2 separate regions of the Mus musculus genome follow, and region 1 is linked to region 2. A link is a loop called in an ENCODE intact Hi-C map of the cell type or tissue named here. Cell type or tissue: gastrocnemius. All regions are shown on one strand. Links, peaks and the distances in the headings refer to the core of each region. The heading gives the core; the rest is flanking DNA.

The links. Peaks named below come from ENCODE experiments on the same cell type or tissue, not always from the same donor. Only the 100,000 strongest peaks of a DNase experiment are listed, where the experiment ranks them.
Region 1: it touches region 2 in a loop (2.7-fold over the local background); 1 of 42 quality-filtered maps calls a loop at or near these places.

What each region holds. Positions count from the first base shown.
Region 1 is chr10:21,741,141-21,744,057 of GRCm38, reverse strand. No RefSeq gene overlaps it. Among named protein-coding and RNA genes, the nearest start is that of Gm5420, 52 kb to the right of the region's middle. In gastrocnemius, for the core only: no CTCF peak of the experiment used is centred there; no DNase peak of the experiment used is centred there; H3K4me3 peaks cover 1,554 bases; H3K27ac peaks cover 2,500 bases.
Region 2 is chr10:21,842,422-21,845,338 of GRCm38, reverse strand. It overlaps Platr6 (a long non-coding RNA gene), which reads left to right. Exons shown (of 5, transcript XR_001779731.1): 2 at 358-493; 3 at 867-913. Among named protein-coding and RNA genes, the nearest start is that of Platr6, 14 kb to the left of the region's middle. In gastrocnemius, for the core only: no CTCF peak of the experiment used is centred there; a DNase peak (open chromatin) is centred at 1,275.

The DNA.
Region 1 (2,917 bases), core at 195-2,694, 100 kb after region 2:
GCTCATGTAAAATACTTTCTTAAAGAAAGATACTTGCTAAGTTTGAGCTTCACCTAAGCCAGCTAATTACTTACGAACTACGGCCTTGGCAAGAGTTGATAAAAAGAGTACCATCCATGCCGATCAGTGAAGAAATGGGTTCCACTTTGCTCATGCCAATGTTACTCCCTCTGAATAACACTGAACAACTCCCAGGAGCAAAAGTGGTACAAACTGTGTAACAGGCTGTGGAGAGGTGCCTTCTGATTGGATTGGACCAACAATAAAAATAAATAAATCAGGAAAGCAACTCTTCAATTTCCGATGACCTCCAGATGTCAGATTTTAATGCCAGTAAATAACAAGCAACTTGCAAAAGAAACTGTCTTGCAGTAAAGACAGTGACAGCAAAGCCCCTAGTTTCTTGGAAGCTTGTGAGTGCCAGGAGCACAGGACTTGGTTTTGAAATCCGAATCACATATTTGAGACAGCTAGTGTTCCCAACTTGAGCCTCTTGGCAGCTGTGCTAGCTGAGAGTGCACATAGCATTGGCGGATGGGAGCAAACAAGTTTGGGGCTAGCAGCACTCTTCACAGCGGCCAGTCAAGTGGCTGCTTCCAAAGGGTACATGACAGGGCAGTGCCAAGAGAGAGAAGGCACAGGCTGAGAGGGAAGAACCTGGGCCTTTCAGGGAGGTTGCTGTGTTGAGTGGCTTTTCGTTTTTGTTTTTTTAATATACAGGAGTATTTTCACTGAAGTCTTTCAGGGACAGAATGCCAGCAGTAAAGATCAGGTCAACTGGGATACAGGCAAAGGCTTGACAAGCATCTCTGCCTACACCCCATCTCCCCTTGACCTCTCTGCCTTGTATAGCCACTGTCTTTTGAAAGAGACTATATTCACCTGGAAGGGCAACAATGATAGAAACACACAACCCAAGGAGAAACCCAGCTCACAGGACAACTGGGAACACCTCTGCTTTTGTTCTGTCTTTCAAGTTCAAGAAATTCCTAACAGGAAACTATGTTTTGGTTGGGGTTGCCATTCAGGCTTCGTCCAATAAGATCACAGCTTTCATTGGCCACTTAGGTATGAGTTCACAATCTGACAGTGCTTTGTGGCACACACTATTTCAAATAAATGCTTTTGTTCATACGTGTGTGAAGGGGTCAAGAATCAAAGAGTGAGAACAATTTGTGTGCTTTCCCATAGTATAGCTGACCTACCTTCCATGTGTGGACATTTTAAAAAGGCATGGTAGCCTAGTCTGAAATGTTAAGCATGTATTAGACTGGACACATTCTTTATAGTCATCTTTCCAGATCACATAAAGGAATACGCCTCTCGTAAAATTATTTCCCAAGCAACCATATCTGCTTTTAGGAGCTACAAAAGCCTTGCTTGGCTGTCCATGTTCACCATCCAACCTTGTGCTTGGGATGTCTGCGCTCCGCCAGCCAGTTCAAATCAGGAGCAAGATGCACTGGAACCGGGCTCTGTTCTGCCAAGCAGATAATCCCCTAATGTCCAGTCAGCAATTCCATCCTCACATCCACAGTCAGACTGACCTTCCGAGGCAGGAGGTGCTTGAAGTCTGTGCAAAACATAACCACCTCAGAGATTCAGGAGGTCCTGCCTCCGGTATCATCCCTGTCTCCATCACTGACTGTAGTCCCCAGCTTGCTTTTGCAGTGTCAGGCCCGCGTATCTGTGACGCTTCAAAGTGATGTTTCCTTCTTAAAACATTCAGAGTTAGGACAAAATTTGCATAATTCTATTAGAAGGCTTACACCTCAGCTTTGGGCAAAAATATTTGAGAAAATGCGATTTGCCGGGGACGAGCGGTCTTATCTTTTGGTCCAGAAGGTACTTCCCAGAACTAAGCTTGTTAACGTTAGGGCGGCTGGCTAAGTACCAGGGACTGAACACTGCTAGGTGCGAAGGGTTGATTTTATCCTCACTCCGTCTGCCGTGGGTTGAAGCCGAAGATCAGGAAGGATTTTCTGTTTCACCGTGTTGCAGATATGAAAACTGGAGTCGGGTACAGGGGTGGCTGCACAGCTGTGTCTCTGTAGGTTTTTACACAATGTATCGGTTCCTCTCAACCTAGGGCAGTTTATTTTGGTGTCATTACAGAACCCGAGGAGATTGTCCCTAGATGAAATGAATCTGAGGGCTTGTCATCATGTCTATTTTGATCAGATGCCCTGCCTATCTTTCACAGGCCGAAGGCCAGTCTGGCATATGTTTCTTAGATTCAGCTTCTGGGGGGGGGGTACTTAACGAACCAGACACCTTCGGCTGGGTAAATGTTACCAGACCGACTGTAATTAAAATGTCCTCCGTGGGTCACATGAGGCTCTGCTAATCGGTCGGCTGCTCCAGGAGCCAAGAACTTCATGTTCAGATGTTGGAATGCTGGGGGCAAGTGTGAGCCTCTCTGCCTCCCCAAAGAGCACACAGCCTCCAGTCCAGAGCCATCCTGAACCCCAGACTGGCACATGTCCCACCCAGAACCACCCTGACACATGACTTCATTTTTATTCCCTAGTGACCTGAAAGGCCTGAATAAATAAATAAAGGGACAATTTAATTTTTGAAATAACATAGATCTTCTAAGTATTGTAATAGCAGAAAGAGCTTTTCTTCCTACATGATTCAATGAGTATGAAAGTCTGCATGGACTTATTGCATGGTATATGTTTATGCTATTACATGGCATATGTTTATGTTAGTGCATGGTATATGTTTATGTTATTGCATGATATATGCTTATGGTATTACATGGTATATATTTATGGTATTACATGTAATATGTTTATATGTCTATTACTATAGAACTTTTCAGTGGGACTGTTGTCATGGTACCCAGTGGCATTTCCCACAAACAGTCTTTCCTGCCTATTTGTGTACAAAGTTCTTGTTTTTCAAAATATAA
Region 2 (2,917 bases), core at 160-2,659:
GTTTGCATGAGGTTTTGAGGGAATTTGAGCAAGTGGTTTACTCTCCTGACTCAGTTTAGACTTCTGTCTATTCTGCTGCATTCTTGCCAGGGTCAAATAAGCATATCTATATTTCTATGTGATTTTGAGCAAGTCACTCTGTGTTTTTTTTTTTTTGTTTTTTTTTTTGGCATCTGCTTGCTCTGAGTTCTTGTGAGAGTCAATAAGAGTATACAACTGCCTCACAAAACAAAACGCAGGCTCAGCTGTTTTTCTGAGTTACCAGGCTCAGCACCTGGTCTGTGTAGAACACGGTCAAGTTGGTGAGTCGTTTGAAGAGATCAGTGCAAGGAGAACTAACTCCTATTCTCTATTTAGATTTGTCAAGTAAGAAGTAACCCTCCATGCCCAGCAGGATTCACAATCAGCAGAAAACAAAAAGCTCGGAGGAGGGAGGTTCCCACGGGGAGCACCGTGCTCAGGGAGACCTCGAGCCATCTCAGCTGATAAACTGGTAAAGACCACAGGCTTCTCCCAAGTCTCTGGAAGTAACTCTGAAGGACATTTAATTGATCTTGACCGTTAAATAGAAAAAGGCTACGGTTTGGTTATTTAAGAGATTTTTAAATAGCCGAGCAGCGAAGTGCAGCCACAGAATAGAATGATTGGTCACGCCAAACAAAAAGAGCTATATCAGGCTTTTAAAAGGGACAAACAATGAGTAAGGCCTCCCAGGCCTCCTCGTGAATTGCTGGCATGCCAGACAGGGCAGGTAAGGCTCCCCCAGCTATGATAAGAATAAAGGACTCTCATGTGTTTCCTAACCACAAACAATACCTGTCTGTATATTCATGACAATTCTTCTAATGTCTCCATTTCTTTTACAGGATCTACAAAATCAGATCGAGACTGTGCCACATACTCCATCCTTTTGGTGAGCAGTTTTAATATTTAATTTTTATGGTGAAAATAGGTAGTGTCTATGATGACCTTGGTGGTGATCCTATTCATCTTTAGACCTGGTGTGCTTAACACATTCTTTACGGTGAATCCACCTTCGGATAATCATGCAGGAATTTAACGTCATCTCTCTGGGTTCACTTCATGGTACTCCATGGCCTGAGAGTCAACAAGAATGGAGACCCAAAACAAGCACTCATTATTACCCTACCTTTGGTGTCAGGCAGCCCAGGCTGTCCTCACAATCACCCTTCCTTTAGGGTCAGGACGCCGTGCCACGCTTCATCGGTTGATATTTTTCTTGAGATAAGGGTCTCACTCTCGCACAGAATGTCCTTGAATTCCTCATCCTCCCTGCCCCCACCTCTCAAGGGATGGCACTACGGGCATGTGCCAGTGTATCATCTCACGCCACTCTGATCAGGCCCTTTCCCTCCCGTTCATTCTGTTGTTGCCAGCAAACTCCTGGCCAGGCTCACCTCTCCTTATTCACTCTCTCAATGGACTTAGTGGCTGACTCTTGCTTTCTTGAATATATTTTATTTATTACGGCTTCAGAAAGTCCACACTCCTGTTTCCCTCATCCTTCCTGGTCAATCTATTCTCTTTTCTTTCTATACTCCTTTCTAAAAGAAAAAAAAGAAAAAGAAAAAATAGCATTATTTATTTAGTATACGCGTGCATATGTGCGTGCACTCACTTATGGGTTTTGTGAGAAGATCAGAGGACTTGGGGAAAGTGGTTCTTTCTTCCCATCATGTGGATCCCAGGGCTGGACCTTAGGAGGTCAGGCTCAGCCACAAGCGCTTCCTTTCACTGAGCCATTTCAGGGGCTCCACTCTTGCATATGTGAGTTGACTTTCTCAGCAGCCGGCTTTAATCAATGCTGTTTTCAGTCTAAACTCACTGTTCATGTAATCCTATATGACTCGTGGCTCTAAGCTATATTTATATGCTTCTGGTTTTGAAATACATGCTTTCAAACTTGACTTTTTGAGGGACTCCAGGCTTGCTGACTTTCTGTTTGAGATCTATTTGATCTCAGTCTTCCTCCCCAAACCTCCACTTCCACCATCTCTGATCTTGCTTGGGCTTCGCCAGCCATGTAAACAGTATACTACACACTCTCTGCTTAACCCCAGAAATAAATGACTCTGGTCTTTGGCACACTGCTTCCGTCCACTTTATCAGCAATTTAGCCATCCTCACACCTGCCATGCTAGCCTGGTGATCCCTATCGCCATACTTTAACTATTACGAAACCATGCCAACAGATCCCTTGCTAGCCCTAAGAAGTATTTTTACTTTTTCAGTTGGTTGTTGTTGTTGTTGTTTGGATTTTGAGAGAAGGTAGTAAATAGGCTAGACTGGTATCAAACTCACAAAGCAGGCTAGGCTAACCTTGGGCTTTTGATCCTTCTCCTTCTACCTCCCAAGTGCTGGAGGACAGGAAGTTATCACCATTCGTGGCTGTAAGTACTACCCAAAGCATCCAGAACACCATGGTCACACAGTGCCACCCCCCCTACACCTGGTACCCCAACGTTTGAAGCAGAAGAAGGAGGGACAAGTTCAAGGTCATCATTAGTTATATAACAACCTGGGTTGGATGAGACTTTATTTAAAGCAGCCAACATAAATAAATACATAAAAAATGAATGCCTGTGGGCCACTGCTCCTTATTACCTATATGTAGATCTGGAACCTTCTCCTGTCAAGATGGCAGTCATATTTACTCTCCCAACACAGACGTACTACCCTGCCCCTGCCCTTGATTCTTGGTCCTGAGGTCTTCACACCACAGCACCCAGTCTTGGCCCTTCAGCCAGTCCTTTTAAGCAGCTCAAATCTGATATCCTTGACAACGCCTTTACTGGTGTCGAAGTCAAGCCGAGTTCTTTCTGGTTTCCTTGTACCTATTGGCAAGTACTTGTAGGTGGGGCTTAATGTAGGTTTAGACAAGAGGACAAAAACCTTG